Linked DNA regions of Mus musculus: region 2 is linked to region 1. A link is a loop called in an ENCODE intact Hi-C map of the cell type or tissue named here. Cell type or tissue: left cerebral cortex. All regions are shown on one strand. Each heading gives the region's core, and the rest is flanking DNA. Links, peaks and the distances in the headings are about the cores only. Region 1 holds the start of Pam (peptidylglycine alpha-amidating monooxygenase). Region 2 holds the start of B230216N24Rik (RIKEN cDNA B230216N24 gene).

What was found. A loop is a pair of places that touch in the nucleus more often than their neighbours do. Peaks named below come from ENCODE experiments on the same cell type or tissue, not always from the same donor. Only the 100,000 strongest peaks of a DNase experiment are listed, where the experiment ranks them.
Region 2: it touches region 1 in a loop (2.2-fold over the local background); 4 of 42 quality-filtered maps call a loop at or near these places.

What each region holds. Positions count from the first base shown.
Region 1 is chr1:98,091,014-98,099,195 of GRCm38, reverse strand. It overlaps Pam (peptidylglycine alpha-amidating monooxygenase), which reads left to right and starts at 3,550. Exons shown (of 26, transcript NM_001357127.1): 1 at 3,550-3,711. In left cerebral cortex, for the core only: no CTCF peak of the experiment used is centred there; DNase peaks (open chromatin) are centred at 3,088, 3,592, 3,933 and 4,224; H3K4me3 peaks cover 2,339 bases; H3K27ac peaks cover 2,108 bases.
Region 2 is chr1:98,043,282-98,051,463 of GRCm38, reverse strand. The region is part of intron 1 of Pam (peptidylglycine alpha-amidating monooxygenase); the gene reads left to right. It overlaps B230216N24Rik (RIKEN cDNA B230216N24 gene), which reads left to right and starts at 3,671. Exons shown (of 3, transcript NR_037993.1): 1 at 3,671-3,762. It overlaps Gm24465 (a small nuclear RNA gene), which reads right to left and starts at 1,642; the gene lies at 1,536-1,642. In left cerebral cortex, for the core only: no CTCF peak of the experiment used is centred there; DNase peaks (open chromatin) are centred at 3,612 and 4,485; H3K4me3 peaks cover 1,513 bases; H3K27ac peaks cover 1,253 bases.

The sequences.
Region 1 (8,182 bases), core at 2,730-5,229:
AAATACACTTTGTGCCCTTGTTCTTCTGCATACTCTTGGAGCCCAGGAGTGTGGTGATTCCTTTGTTTTTTCAAAGGAAATTCGATGTGCACATTCTCCTTACAAGGGTTAGTAGAGTAAGACAGGGAAGCGATCTTAGTGATTCTACTTAATGAGGAAAAAACCCTTCCCCTATGTGTACACTGATGGGAATTGCACAAGTACAGCAGGAAGGGGTTTGCTGTTCCACGCTCAGAGTTTCTTTTCTTAACACCATGAAATTAAGAACGTGCCAGTGTGGAGCTGCATACCCCTGATCTCTTTCAAATAAGCAGTGTAGTATATTATTTCCTTTATGTTCTTTTACAGCTCATGCAGGGAAAGATAATTGAGTCCTTGACAGATGTCTATATTTCAGAGGGAAATTTATTTGTGAAAGAACAAACATGTATTACTTTTAACACAGGGCTATTCATTATGTGGGCCACAAGGTGCCTTTCGATGACTTGTAAATTGAAATTAATATTTTCTCTTGCCGTCCTAAATATGCATAAGCAATTTTGACTGGTTGATGCAACCAACTCAAAGCTCATTCTTGGATTTCCATGTAGCTTTCTGCTCTTGATCAAGACTGGGCACTCTTAGGTCATATGTGAAGTGCAGAATAAGAAAGCATTTATATTTCCTTCTTTTTCCAGAGAAGCTCATGGACCTGCACATTCCGCAGTATTTGCAGAATAAGTACTCTCTACCGCACCCATCCTCGCAAGGAAGTGTCTCTTAGATGTGGCCCAACAGAAGGGAAACAGCAAAGATTCTCCACGAATTCATCTTTACTCATGTGTGCTTAGAATGTCTACCTTTACTTGAGTGTGCTCAGAACGTCTATCTTCCAAACCAAACACGGGTGTTGTACAGATGAGATGCTCCTAACAATTTTGTATGAGGTGGGTCAGCTTGGAGAACTGCGCAAGCAACAATCACATGATGGCAGATTGAGAAAACAATTGGGAGCTTTACAGGGAAATGTGTACCTCCATCTGCTCCACAGCACTGCCTATGAACATGCTGCTCTCCATAAATTATGCCTCACGTTCTTAGCTGTTGGCTGGCTGCACATCTTTTGCACCATGACTACGCATAGCATTATAGAATTAAACTGATAGCATACAGTACCAGAAAGGACCTTAATTTAATGTTATCCCTGTAGGGGATGACTTTTTCAGTGGTAGGAGAAGGCTTTGTTATGGTTTGCTTCTAATTATTGCTGCCTACATACAAATTGGCATGCCCTAAAGCCACAACTCCTGAAGCTCTCTGGCTGCAGGCTTGAGGTGGCTTCCCTAGAGGGCTGATGAGTCTTTTGTCAAATTGACAGCAACTAGAGTCACCTGGGAAGTGGGACCCTCAAATTAGGAATTACCCTCATCAGATTGGCCTCTGGAGTCATTGTCTTGATGTATTCCTGACTGTGGGAAAGCTTGGCCCACCAAGGGTGGTGCCACTCCTAGGCAAATGGCTCCAAACTGACTAAGAAAACAAGCTGAGCAAGCTATTAAAAAAAAAAAATCCAGGAAACAGCATTCCTCTGTGATGGTCTTTGCTTCTGTTCCTGCCTCTAGGTTCTTGGCTGAGCTTCTGCCTAGTCCCTCAGAGATGGACAGTTTCCTGAAAGTGTATGCTGAACAAACCCTTTCCTCCCAAGTTGACTATTGTGTGTGTTTTATCACGGCAACAGAACACCCAAACCAAACTAGGACACCAGAACTGAGTTTGCATTCTGAAACCCTAAACTGTCCACCAGGAGCTTGAGGGTATGAGACAAGAGTATAGTTAGACATTTTAACGATCTCTCTCTCTCTCTCTCTCTCTCTCTCTCTCTCTCTCTCTCTCTCTTTCACACACACACACACACACACACACACACACACACACACACACACACACACCTGTGAACAAGAAATTTTCTTGGGATCAGAAGGTATTGTATTAAAAAAAAAAAAAAGTCCACTACAGCCTGAGAACACTAAATCAAGTTTTCTTCTCTCACAAAAAATTAACCATTTGTTTATTTGTTTGTATTGGAGAAGGCACATATATCTATGAATGTGCATACAGAGAGCACAGAAGAGTGGCTATCTCAATGACACCTTGCTTCAAAAAGGGTTTTAAGAGCTTGTTTCATTTAGACCAGGGTAAAGAAATGACTTAGGAGCAATGCCAAAGATCAGCCCTAGTGTGTGTCGCCCTCATCAGTAAACTGAATCTGTTTCTGACGTCTTTTTATGACATTTAGTTTCTACAAAGAATTTCTTATCTCTACCTGAGAACCTAGGGTCAAAGGCTTTCCCTGGAATTTGGGTTGAGAAATAAAAGCTCAGACTGGCCTGGTCAACCTGATTTATCTCTGGCTCACCACTGCTGCCTGATAAGCTGTGATAGTCACTGAAGTAGTTTCCCTATGGAGAAATGGATTTTCTTTCTGGGAATTCCCCTGTGGCTTGAGAGCATAGCCTCCTTCACCCTAGCTCCCCCTTTCCACTGCATTTTCTTCATCTCATTCCAGGGACTTCTTCCACATCTTCAGTGACCTTCTTCCAATATCCCCCAATCCTGCCAAACAGAACTTCATAGATGGAGGCAGAGAGGAGCTCCTTGAAAAGACCAGCACTTGGTTGCAGAGCCACAGTAGCACAGGGATCTGCTGCGACAATAAGATTAAATAAAAGATATGGTGGAACTCTGGAGAAAGAAGCAGAGGACTTTGCACAGCAAGGGCACCATGAATACTCCAAAAGTCACTACACAAGGGGAGATTTAAATACCTGTTTCTATTAAAAGCTCTTCAATTGTGTGTGTGTGTGCGTGGGGGGGGGGGTGTGCAGATAGTAACGCGCAGTGACCAAACCTCTACCACACAACACTTCTGGCTTTTACTCATCCTGTCCTATTTCTCTTGCTTTAGGGCGATGCCGGGATGGGACTGGTCTGGTTGTCTTGTGTGCCAAAGCTGAGTGCTCCTCAGAAGCAGAAAGGGACAGCAGGTGGAGGTGGGAAGTCAGGAAAGGCAAACCTCTGGTCTTGGGGTTCTGGCCAGGAAACCGCATGCAACCTGTGTGTGGTTCGAATTCAGGGACCTGGCTGCAGGAGGTGACTTCGAATGGAATTACACCTCAGCTAAGGGTTCGAAACCAGCATCTTCTCTCCGGGTGCAGACCACCTGGCAGAGCCCCAGCCCAAAGGGCGCTGAGGAGGAAGGAGGTCCCTCACCCCCTCGGGAAGCAGCCCCCTATCCAACTCAGATCTCGTCCTCTACCTCTTTCCACGCAGCTGGCGCGGTCACCGCGCGGGGCTGGCCAGAAAGGACCCGGGACTCCGCCGCGTCCCAGAGACTATCGGGCCCTGGCCTTCTCCACGCTCCCCAGAGACCTTGGGACAGTGGCCACCCTCCGACCCGCCCGGGACTCCAAGCACCCGCCGCGCGCTCCCCGGGAGCGGGGAAGCCAAAGCCGGGCTCTGAGGGCTGGAGGCGGAGCCGAGGCGGGAGCCGCCCCGGGGGAGGGAGCGGGCGGTCCCGGAGCCCAGCGCGCGGCCCGGGAAGGAAGGAGGCCAGCAGCGGCCGCGGCCGCGTGCTCAGCCTGTCCCCGCCCTGGGACCCGGAGCCTCCAACTAACTCCGCCCGCCGCCCGCGGGCTCCCGCTTCCGTCCCGGGAAGAGCCTGCGGCCGCGCAGGTTAGTGTGGCCGGCGCCGGGCGCGGCGGGGAGAGGGTCGGGCGCGGGGCGGGGCGCGGAAGTTGGGCAGAGGCGGGGCGGGGAGCGGGCTGCTGGTCCCTTGGCTTCCTGGCGCAGGGACCCGGTGGGTTTCCTCCGGCGCGGCCGGGGTCCTGGCATCCGGCGTCCGAGCCTTCCTGGCATTCCCAAGTGCTGGGGTTGTCAGCACCACCGCGTTCTTCACCGGTGCTGTGCCCACTGTGGCACTTTAACTGCGCCCTCGCCTTTCTGGGCGCGTTTGTTCATTCGCCTTGGGTTTTTTGTGCCCCCCTTTTGGACAACTCTAAGTGGCGGTTGCGAAGCCCCGCGGGACCCCGAGTGGATCCTTAGGACTAGTTTGAGCGTTAGTAGGGGCCGCGCAGATTGACAGCTACGGACGTGGAATACCGACTGAGGCGCTTGAAGTGCTGGCAAGTGCCTGGAAGCATGGAAATTCCCCATCCTCATCGCCAGCCCAGCTCTGCTGTCTCCCCGCGGTTTTCTGCCAGCTTTAGAGTGTGTGTAATCCTCCAGGGAAGGGTGATTGCTCTGTCAGGCAGGATGGACAGTACCCACTACTTCCTATATTCACTAAATCTGGTTGGGTCACCTCATCTGTGTGGCCTTGGTACTCTCTTCCATCAGAATCTTTGTTGACCTGGACAAATACGCGTTGTTCTGTTGGCTGCTTAGAGCTTGCTGGGACGATTTTAGAGGGCTGTGTGGTGGTTTTGAGCCAAAGTCTTAGGCTGAAGCTCTGTGCTAGTGGGTCCCTGACCTGAGTTTGGTCCTAAAGCTGAGATTTGGTGACTTAAAGATGAATTTGGCCTGGAGCTCTTTAAGTCTGAGAGGGACAGCACCGCATTTTCTGGAACTGGTTAACAGAGCTGAAACTGTCCTTTATCCAGCAAACCCTATGTCTAAGCTATGGATCTCTGTTCCCATGGTTATAGAAATTCAACTACCATGAAGATCCTACTGGCCCCAGTCTTAGAGACAAGAACTTTTGCTTCAGATGTTTTGTTGTCTCTACAGTCTTGTTTCCATCCTACAAGTAAAATTAATTTGGGGGGGGGGGGACCTTCTTCTTTGTAAAGTGAATTCAGAAACTTAGTTGATAATCACAGACACAAGAGACATCGTTTAATGTCTTCTAACTACCTTATAAGGAAAACCGCCAAGAAAATCAGCTTTATACTCTGTATTAAATGGCTAAGGCCTGTCATTCTTATAGCCTAAATTTAATAGACATTTTCATGAGTCCCTGTATTATGCAATGCAAGTCTGCTGGGTGCTTTATAGAGCAAGACATGGAATATATTTCTTGCCCTTAAGGGCTTTCTAAACTAATTTAGTGACACCTATATCTTTATATGGACATCAAACATATTCTAACAGCAATACGTGGCTTGTAGAAAGTGTCAAGAAAGCTGTATATAAGCCCTTGTAGGTCATAATTTTGTGAGGCTGCCTCACAGAATGGAGTAAATACCAGGTTCACTAAGAATGTACTTTCTAAAACTAATGTCTCAAATGCCCAGGTTTCATCAAATAGACGCACATTTGGAAATAACTATTTTAGAGCAAAAGCAGCCAGTAAGACAGTGGTCCTAATGCCGGGACCCTTTAATATAGTTTCTCACATTGTGGTGACCCCAACCATAGAATTATTTTTTCTTTATAAGTTCATAACTGTGATTTTGCTAATGTTTTGAATTATAATGTGAATATCAATATTTTCCCAATGAGCTTACCCTCAAGGGGTCTCGACCCACAGGTTGAGAACCCTCACTTAAACACTGTATTATGTGGTAATCAAATACTGAAAAGCTACCATAATTTTATCCAAAACTTCAATTAACTGGGTAACCACGTTGATGTTTTTCTCCTCCTCTTGGGAAGGAAATTATAATGCCTAGAAAAATAACTAGAGAGTGGAAAATTTTGTTTTTATGAACATAACTTAAAATAACTTTATTATATTAATTTATTTATAGGGGGAGGCACAGGCACACATAGGAAATCAGAGAACATATTGTGGTAGCTAGCTCACTACTTCCTCCATGTCAGCTTAAGGTCTCACACTCAGGTTTCACACTTGGTGACAAGTACCTTTACCCACTGAGCCATCTTACCCACTTGCAAATATACAGTTTTCAATAGAGTAACACTTTAATATTGTATTAGATACTTGTCTGATGCTGTGATAAAACACCATGATCAAAAGCAATTTATAGAAGACAGAATCCCTTAACCTAAACATTTTGTAATTTTCCCAGACAGTAGCAATATTGTTCAAATACTGGGTTCAAATATTGAATCTATGGGGACATTTGTTATCCAGGACACCACAGGCACAAATGTCTGATGAACACTGGATTGGCTTTGCAAGTCTCACTTAAGTTAAATGAAACTTGTTTATTTGTTTGTTAGCCACGACAACAACAATTAAAATAATAATAATAATAATAATAATAATAAAATAATAATCACTCTGAATGCTCTTGAACTTTAAAAAGGTGAAGGATTGACTTGAGCTCTTTCTTTCCAAGTAAGTTGTATTTTATAAAATGCGATGACACCAATTCTTTCCCTAGTTCAAAGAAAAGTTAATTTACCTGCTGGCTGGGTGGAGTTTCATAAGCTACATGCATTCCTGTGGAACTTTTGAGAATTGATTAGACCTGCACAATAAGGCCTGGCAGGCTGAAGGGCAGGCTGAGGAGTGTGCTGTTAACTTTACAGCCGCACTTATAGCTCAGTAGGTTCGTTATCTCGTTTATAACGTGAGATTAAAGATTCTTATCATTGCCTTGGAAACTGTGTGGTTTGATGAAACGGCCATGAATATCAGACTCTTGATTCTTCACTTTAACTCCTTTAGGCTGCAAGAGCTAATTGTTAAAACTACATAAAAATAGCTCAAACAGTTAGGCTATGAATAAAGTGTTCTTGCCTTTATGTGCAATCAAGTCTACTTGGGGAAACTTGAATAGTCTATTGTCTCTTTATTAGGTCTTTTGTTGTTTTTGTTTTGTTTTGTTTTGAAGATGGAGACACTGTTTAGTCCAGACTAGGTTGGCACCTGGTATATAGATGAGGCTAACCTCGAACTCGTGATCCTCCTAATCTCAGCCTACTGAATGCTGATTATAGACCTGTTATTAATTAGGTATTTTCTTCATTTACATTTCCAATGCTATCCCAAAAGTCCCCCAGGCCCCCTCCACTCTCCTACCCACCCACTTCCACTTCTTGGCCCTGGCATTCCCCCGTACTGAGGCATATAAAGTTTGCAAGACCAAGGGGCCTCTCTTCCCAATGATGACCAACTAGACCATCTTCTGATACATATGCAGCCAGAGACACGAGCTCCGGGGGGTACTGGTTAGTTCATATTGTTGTTCCACCTATAGGGTTGCAGACCCCTTCAGCTCCTTGGGTACTTTCTCTAGCTCCTCCATTGGGGGCCCTGTGATCCATCCAATAGCTGACTGTGAGCATCCACTTTTGTGTTTGCCAGGCCCCCGCATAGCCTTATAAGAGAGCTATATCAGGGTCCTTTCAGCAAAATCTTGCTGGTATATGCAATGGTGTCAGCGTTTGGAGGTTGATTATGGGATGGATCCCCGGGTATGGCAGTCTCTAGATGGTCCATCCTTTTCATCTCAGCTCCAACCCTTGTCTCTGTAACTCCTTCCATGGGTGTTTTGTTCCCTGTTCCAAACAGGGGCAAAGTGTCCACACTTTGGTCTTCGTTCTTCTTGAGATTCATGTGTTTTGCAAATTGTATCTTGTATCTTGGGCATTCTAAGTTTCTGGGCTAATATCCACTTATCAGTGAGTACATGTCATGTGAGTTCTTTTGTGATTGGGTTACCTCACTCAGGATGATGCCCCCATTTTATCTTTATAAACCAGTTTTTTTTTCTTTTTCTTTTTCTTTCTCTCTTTCTTTCTTTCTTTCTTTCTCTCTCTTTCTTTCTTTTTTTTAAAAATTTTGTATATCCCAATACCAGCCCCCCTCCTCCTAGTACCCCCTCATGCAGATCCTCCCCTCATTTCCCCCTCACCCTTCTGGAGCCCCCCTCTGGGTATCACCCCAGAAGAAGGAATGCCGGAAGGGCAAGGCCTACCCGAGCCATGCTCCCCTAGCTGAGCAAGCCAGAGTCCCTTCAGAGTTCATTTACATATATATTTCCATTACCCCCATTTTGGAGATGATAAAACTGGGTGTTTGGGGTGTTAAATAACTTTCCAAGGTAAAAGGACAGGCAAATACTTGGGGAGCAACCCAGGCCCATCCCCACTGCACCTCAGGTAACTGCTAGACTTGGCACATCCTCTTCCAATGAGGCCAGACAAGGCAAGGTGGCCCACTTAAAGGAACAGGATCCACATGTAGGCAACAGATTCAGGAACAGCCAGCCCCAGTTGTTGGGGCAACTTCATG
Region 2 (8,182 bases), core at 3,533-6,032, 49 kb after region 1:
AGGTTAGGGTGTTTCCTGGAGGCTAGACTTAGGTTTGACAAATACACTCATATTGTAAAAGGATAATTTCTCACTTTAAGTTTTGATTTGTTTCAGCCTGGGTACTAGTGAAGCTTTCAGATTCTCAAAGGATAAGCATATTGTTTTTCTGACGTTAGGACAGATGCAAGGGGGGGTCCAGCTGGAACCTGTCAGACCACAGGAGAGTCTAGTCTGTTACTGGGTACATCTGTCTTTTCGCCCAGCTGTGCTTCTAACCTCTGGACCTTGTGCTCCTGTGGGTGGTCTAATGTGGGCGTGAACTTCACCAGTTGCAGCTCTTAAGAATAAACACAAAGGCAGACAGGTGGTAGTGTTTTTATATAAAGTTATCAAGTGAAGAATTTATGATCTGTAAGAAGCCAGTGACATTGCACTGTTGGGAGAAGAAAATTAATGGTGGAGGGAAAAGGAACAAGCATATTGAGTAGGATACACTACATGTAGCTGTTTTTTAAAAATTAAATTACAGGAGAATAAAAGCTATCTCAGGATGAATTGTGGGTAGGAGCTAGAGAAATTAGGTCCTTGTCTCCAAAGAAACATCTTTGGCAGACCACATAATCTGGCCACCTAGGGCCATTGGCAGGATTTATTTCCTGGCAATCTTCTGTGTTTTCTTTAGCGCTTTATAGTGTTAGAGATCTCATGGTTTTTGCCTGATGTGTGGTTGTACTCTTCCTGTGATTGTTCTTTAAAAATAAATCTAACAAACTAGTTGTATTGATGGATTGTTTTGCCTTTTTGACTCACATCTCGGGAAAGGTCAGTGCACCTGCTTCCTTTGATGTGTCTGTTTCCTTGATAACTTTAATTCACTTTTACTTCCTAGCTCCATTCAACCAGGAAGGTTATTAAAAAAAAAAAAAAAAAAGACTTGTTTGAAGCATCCTTGAACGCCTGTGGTTAGTGTAGGACCTGGCCCACCAAAGCTGTGATGAGCCCTCTGTGGATTCAGGAGCCAGGATGGCTACTACCACAGAGCACACTTAGGTGGATTTCTGCTTGTTGAATTCATGGCTAAATCTTCTTTAAAGTAGTTAATCATATAAAGATTGAAGGACAAACATAATCTGTAATTTAAATTGCCCAAAGTGTCACTCCTAACATTTGTGTGTGGTACACCTTCTAGATACTTTTTTAAAAAATTAGATGTTTATCTTTATTTACATTTCAAATGTTTTCCCCTTTCCAGGTCTCCCCTTTGGGAAACCCTGTATCCCATCCCCCCCCCCGCCTCCATGAGGGTGCTCCCCCACCCACCAACTCCCGTCCTCCTGCCCTGGCATTCCCCTACACTGGGGCATCAAACCCCATCAGACCCAAGGACTTCTCCTCCCACTGATGTCCAACAAGGCCATCCTCGACCACATATGTGGCCAGTGCCATGGATCGTTCCATGTGTACTCTTCAGTTGGTGGTCCAGTCTCGGGGAGCTCTTGGAGGCGGGGCAGGGAGTCTGGCCTGTTGACACTGCTGCTCCCTCCATGGGACTGAAAACTATGGAATGCTTAACAAATTTGCATGCCATCCTTGCGCAGGGGCCATGCTAATCGTCTCTGTATTGTTCCAATTTTAGTATATGTGCTGCCAAAGTGAGCACTTCTAGATACTTTTCAGTGTATATTCATATAAACAGAAACAGTTTGAGATGTGATTTTATAAAGGTCAGGCTAGCTTCAATGACCTTGAACTACTGAGCCTCCTGATTTACCTCCTGATTTCTGGGATTACAAAGATGAGCTGGCACACACAGTTATGAGCACGAGGGATTGAATTCAGAGGCCCTCATGAATATTACACAAGCATTCTACCTATCAGCTATATCCTCAATCCAACAGATGTTGTTGTTGTGGGTTTTTTTTTTTTAAATCATGCCATATGTGTAGAGCAATATGTTTTTTATACTTAGTGTATATGGTGTGTACATGCACATGAGCACGTGTGCATGCTATAGCATGCATGTGAAAGCAAGGAAGCAAGATAACAGTTTTCAGGAGTTGGCTCTCTCCTTCCACCATACAGGTCTGGGATGCTCAGGTTGTCAGAGCTCAGTATCAAGCAACAGACTTGACCAGCCATCTCCTTGGCTCTCAGTAGTACTCCTGCTTACCTACCATCTTGCTGAACTTGGTCTGTTTTGCTTTTCAAACAGGATCTCAGAAAGCACAGATGAAAGAACGGAAGCTTGATTGGAAAGCTCTCTCTCGTTAACTGACTTAATGGCATGCTATGTTTTCCTGAGACTACATGTTACAATTCTGCTCTCATTTTTTCTCAAGCTCTACAGGAGTGAGAACCCCCCAACTTGTCAATTAGGTTCAAAAAAAACCTCTATATTTTTTTCAGATTGGAAATTGGTACTGTTCTATTCCATTTACTGTTTTTGAAGCCACTGGTCTGGTTAGACATTTGTAAACTGTTTACTTACAAAGGAAACATTAAGAGGCAGGCGTGGCATCATCTAAATTGAAATAGAGATAATAATAGTGCCTTTGAAAGAGCTAAGATCTAAGTATATAGTACAGAGTGACAACCTTCAGTTTATATTGTGCTGTGACTGTCTTAAGGAAGACCTGCCCACTTTCTTGCTTATCCTTACAATTGCAGTAGTTACAATAAAAATTAGATCCCGGTATTGTTGAAAAACATGTCAATCAAATATGCACGGGAGAGAAAACAATAGTTTTCATACTACAGATGATAAATTATATACTTATTAAAGTGTTGCAACCGATCAGATAAGCAGAGGATATCATTATAGCCTCAGTTTGACGCTGGCACATGGTTATTTTCAGCAATTACTCTAAACCTGGTGTTGTTAAAAGGGCTTGTGTTCTCTTCAGCATGGGTGGCAGAGGCAAGGAAGAACAAAGAGTTCAAAGGAAAGCTTTATGTTCTGTGTGGCTTTCCAGGGAAGGGCATCATTACAATAGAATTTATTCTGCCTTTGACACAGACGACTTCACCAAGAAAACTGTAGCATCAAGTCCTGCTTTCCTGGCTGATTTTATCAGGGTGTAATAACTAGCCATTTCCCTGGAGGTGTTTTCTGCATAAGTGACCTGTTGGCAAGGATTTAGTGGAGCTCAGAGATTAATGGACCCACAGCTGCCACCTTCCAGAGAAATAAATAGAAAGAATCAGTTGTCATTGTTATCAGCATGCAGACATCCTAAGGCACAGATGTGGGCTTTCTTTTCAAAGTGAATCAAGCATTCACTCTCAAGGAAAAGGATATTTGTAATGCAATAATATTAATGCTTGTTAAGTGAGAGAATTATATATGAAGCTAGACTTCTGTTACCTCGGAGCATTGGGTATTGACCTATGCCTTCCTTAGAGCTCTGTGTGTGAAAAGGATGTTGCCAATGGAACGGTGTAATGACATTTGCCATTAAGAAGTCATGCTGAAATTAGTAATTCCAGAATTCACTGAGTTCTTCTGCTCTGCGTCACAGTTGCTGCCTCTGTGACAACCTTCCTTTCCTACTTAGCAAATCCAAGCCTGGTCGCTTGAGCCCCAGGAAGTTGTTAAAGCAATTAAAGGCGGCTGTCTCCCAGCACATTGCTCCGTTACCATAGTAGCCTCTGCCTCCAAGTCTCTCCTGATGATGTCAGTATGCATACACGGGTTGCTCAGAGCATCTACGTGGGGATGATTCATCCCACAATAAAGCCCCTCTCCTGTTGCTCTCCTGCCAGTGTGATTAGCAATGGAGGGTAAGTGCTTTGTTTAATATACTATTATAAGAATTACCAAATGTCTCTATTATTTTGCTTTAGGTTTCTTGTGTTCTAAAATATACTTCTAACTGAAACATAATATATAGGAACAAGCTATAAATCTGTTGTCGGGGATTGGCTAAAATTTTCCTATATATTATGTGTATGTGTGCATATGTGTGTTCACATGTAGGGGTGGGCTTATAAAAATCACTGTGAATGCACAATGTAATACCTCTTACCCCCTGATAAGCGAAACCAGCATGCACACTATAGCTTTCCTTTTAAACTGTTTGCATTCCATAAAAAAAAAAAAAACTTAACATATTTTTTACAGGTGTCATAGGGCAGCTAAGGCTCTTAGAAAGTATGTGAATTATACATTTTTTTACTGATATTTTATCCATCTTAAGTGATAATAACAGGATATGGGAAGGTATTGTCGGAAGTTCAGTGTCTACTGACAGTCATAATTGCATACTTCAATCCTACTTCCATATGTTTCTAATATTGCAGAGGAGTGAACTTGGTGCTTGATGAAATACTTACGTATGCCTCCCTTCCTGAGGCTGAGCATTTGTCTTCACATCTCTGCAAAGAGGACTGTGCAGTCTCTTATGGTGTCAGGGGGAGAGCTATGAGTGAAGAGTCCCTTCTGGAAGTTAGTTTTCTGTTTCAGCTTTTCTCCCCCAAACTGTCTCATCAAGAAATCCATAGACCTCTCTTCTCCATCACCACACCACGCATTCTGCCTGTGGTTCCTTCCCTGGATCCCCAGTAAACAATTTCAGTACATCTGGTAGTGAGCTTTAAGGAGAGTAGAAAAGGGTGATTTCTAACTGTTAGTAAATAGCTTCGCGAGAGGACAGGGGCTTGAGAATGGCTCGTACAGAGACTACCCATCCTTCAGGAAGCTGAACCTTTGTTCTGTATAGAAGTCAGGCGCATGGCTTAGTTGACAGGGACAAGAAGTGGTTTAGACTGTTTATTTCTAGAGTCTTGTATTTTTAGAATACCGTGGAATATGGTCTATATAATTTGTTTCTGGGAAATTATGTTAATGGAACATTAATGCTAGATGTAGGTTTCTATAAAGAGTAAGTAAGAAATAATGGTTGTAAGAGTATAAAGCCATACTAAAAGTTACATTCAGCTCCTTGGAACTGAAGGATGTGTCATATGTATCATAAGTGTTTATTCTTTGAATTTTCCCAGTCTTGAAACTATATTAAAACAGTGTTAAATTATACTTGCCCTTGTGTTTAATAAGTTATTCATTAATTGCTATTAGAAACTGATTCTCATAAGTAGAAGCAAATTCATCTACATTACAGTAGAGTAAATGTTGAAGAAATTGACTCAACCTAAACTGATACCATACTTGTAAAATCTCTTATTGAAATACACTCATAATGCTTGTGTTAGAAATAAAACTAATACGCTTCATGCTAAATTTTATCTTATTTTTTTCTGCTCATGTTTGCAGCAATACAACCTAATTCATTAGCTAACTGAATTCACAGTTTAAAATATATATTCAGTTTCAACTTTAAAAGTTGAAAATAGTCATTTTCCAACTTGACCGTGCTAGCCATACTCTGGGGAAAATACACTTCAGGAGTCCAGCCTTCTTCCTGTTTGAGTTAGAAGCAGTCCCAGGCTATTCAGGAAGAGTGATCTTTAAAATTGCCTTAGGAGAGGGTCTCTTTTATTTTCGTGTCATAATGAAAGTTTTAAGTTTAACAGTTACATTTGTTCTTGCTGAAGCGTGGAGATGCCAAGTCTAAAGACTTGACAGCTTGAGGTAAATGAGATATGCATGAGACATGGCAGAAAGATGATTATGTCGGCTCTCACAAGACAGATAACTGGAAGAAAATCCAAAAAAAAAAAAAATTCCAGGACATTGTATGGAGAAAATAGATGTGTAAATAAACATCTAGAGAAGACTGAAAGCTCATGTTGGGAGGAGTCAGAAAAGCACCTTCTAAGACATCATGTCCCCAACGTCTAACCTAGGTTCTAGGTTTTATATGGCACCATCTGTTCTCAGGAACATATGATCCCCAGGTTAGAACAGGACCATATTTCTCTGGTCAGTGTCTAGCCCTCCCCCTAAAAGAAGTGATCTATGTAGCATGACTGAGGTGGTCATCTAGTCTCCCGTCATTTGCTCTACCCAGTTACTACAGGACTTACAGCTTACAGGGCACTCATGTCTCACCTTAGAGTTCTGTTGGTTACAAGTCAACACAATTGAGGAAATTTTTTTCCAGGAGGCTCTGAGGAAGAATCAAGTTCCATGCCCTCACAGCTTCCAAGGCTTTGCCGGGTCATAGCCTCCCTTCCCCATTGTCAAAGCAAGCAAGAGAGGACAGATCTTTGCACTGCTATCTTTCTGCTTCTCCATAGCCAAGAAAAAAAAAAAGCTTTCTGTTTTGAAAGATGTGTGATATCCCCTAACTTGGGTCCACTTGTATAACCCAGGACAGCCTAACCATGTTGACGCCTTTAACCTCAGCCACTTGCATGGTCATTATATAGCCAACATAGCATATTCAGAGACTCCAAAGTTTAGGGCATCAGCATCTTTGTGAGCCATTATTCGGCCTACTTCAGAAGCATAACATTAAGCTCACAAATCTGATATTTTTTATATAAAGCTGTGCCAATAGAGAACACGAAATTCTGACCTAATTCACTGAATGCCGACCTCCTGAAGGATAATAAAATTCCTCAAGATAAATAGTCAGGGGAAACTGAATTAGAAAGAAATGTTTCACCAACTCCAGTGTTCAAAACCCTATGTCACATAGGTGAGGTCTATAAAGTGACACTCTTCTCACTTTCATATTTTTATTGAGAGGCTAACATCAGATCGAGTTAATTAAACAAGGATGATTAGAGACTACAAAATTCTATTACTTAAGTCATATGTGGATGAGCCTGGGTGTATTTTTAGAATCTGAAGGGTAATGGCTGGGCCACTGGAGACCCAAATATGAGAACTAATAATCCTAAGATTTGAATAACGCTGCCGTTCGTTGATCTGTCAGGAAGCCATATGAATTATAAGCTCAAGCTGATGGTACTGGAAGGTTTGCCCTATGGCTTCCTTGGAAAGCCACACTATGTTCTAATGATCAATATCTCCAGGCACAGCAGCAAAACACACACACACACACACACACACACACACACACACACGTATAAAACAGTTATTGTAAATCAGACCTGAATCTTAATATAGGGTTCCATACATATTAACCATAAAATAATTTATATGTCATAGTTTTTTTTTAAACTATGTTGCTAAGAAACTGGCAGATGTGAGGAAGAAACTATGGTAGTGTTTGTTTTGGGCAGAGGTCCTCAGTTACTTTTGCTGTAGTTCTCTAGAGAAAAGCAGACATAAGGAAAACTGATTTCTGCTTATGTTCTTAAAGTAAAATTGGAAGGACTTACTAGAGAAAAACCAAACAGTCCATAGCACCCTGCTTAAAGTGCAGGGCATTGGCAAATACCTGTGCTGTAGGAAGTAGTTATTTTCATTCTATTTCATTTAGTGTCCATAGTAGTGTATGGCCTTAGGAGTCCATAGAAAATGAAAATCTGAGTTTCTGTTGTTAGGGTATTTGTCAATCAAAATAATATTAAAAATAATCAATAAGACCTGGAGAGATGACTCAGTGGTTAAGAGCACTGCCTGCTCTTCCATTCAATTCCCAGCAACCACATGGTGGCTCACAAACATCTGTAATGAGATCTGATGCCCTCTTCTCATGTGTCTGAAGACAGCAACAGTGTACTCACATGCATAAATAAACATATCTTTCAAAAATATAATCAATAAGTTATATAATTCAGAGAAACAGATAACTACTCGTATATGAAAGTAGCTGTGGGGATTTTAAAACTGGGTCTTTTCTTCTGTTGTCTTATTTACACATCTGTTCTCTCACTTTACTATGCACTTCTTTTCATTAACCATATAAACCGTTTCAAGTTCCCCCCATGAACAAAGCCCAAACACCTTTACATGTGAGTTGTTAAAAGTAAGAATATCCAGTATAATGAGTGCTGATTCTCTAGTTCTAGTAAATGAGGGTGAGGAGGGGATGTAATCTATTTCACTTGAGAGAAAGAGAGGGGGGAGGGAGGGAGGGAGGGAGGAAAGGAAAGGAAAGGAAAGGAAAGGAAAGGAAAGGAAAGGAAAGGAAAGGAAAGGAAAGGAAAGGAAAGGAAAGGAAAGGAAAGGAAAGGAAAGGAGAAAGGAAAAAAGAAAGGAAAGGAACGAAATAAAGGAGGGAGAAAGGAAAGAAGGAAGGAAGGAAGGAAGGAAGGAAGGAAGGAAGGAAGGAAGGAAGGAAGGAAGAAACCAATAAACAAAGGAAGAATGAACTTCACAGCAAAGCTG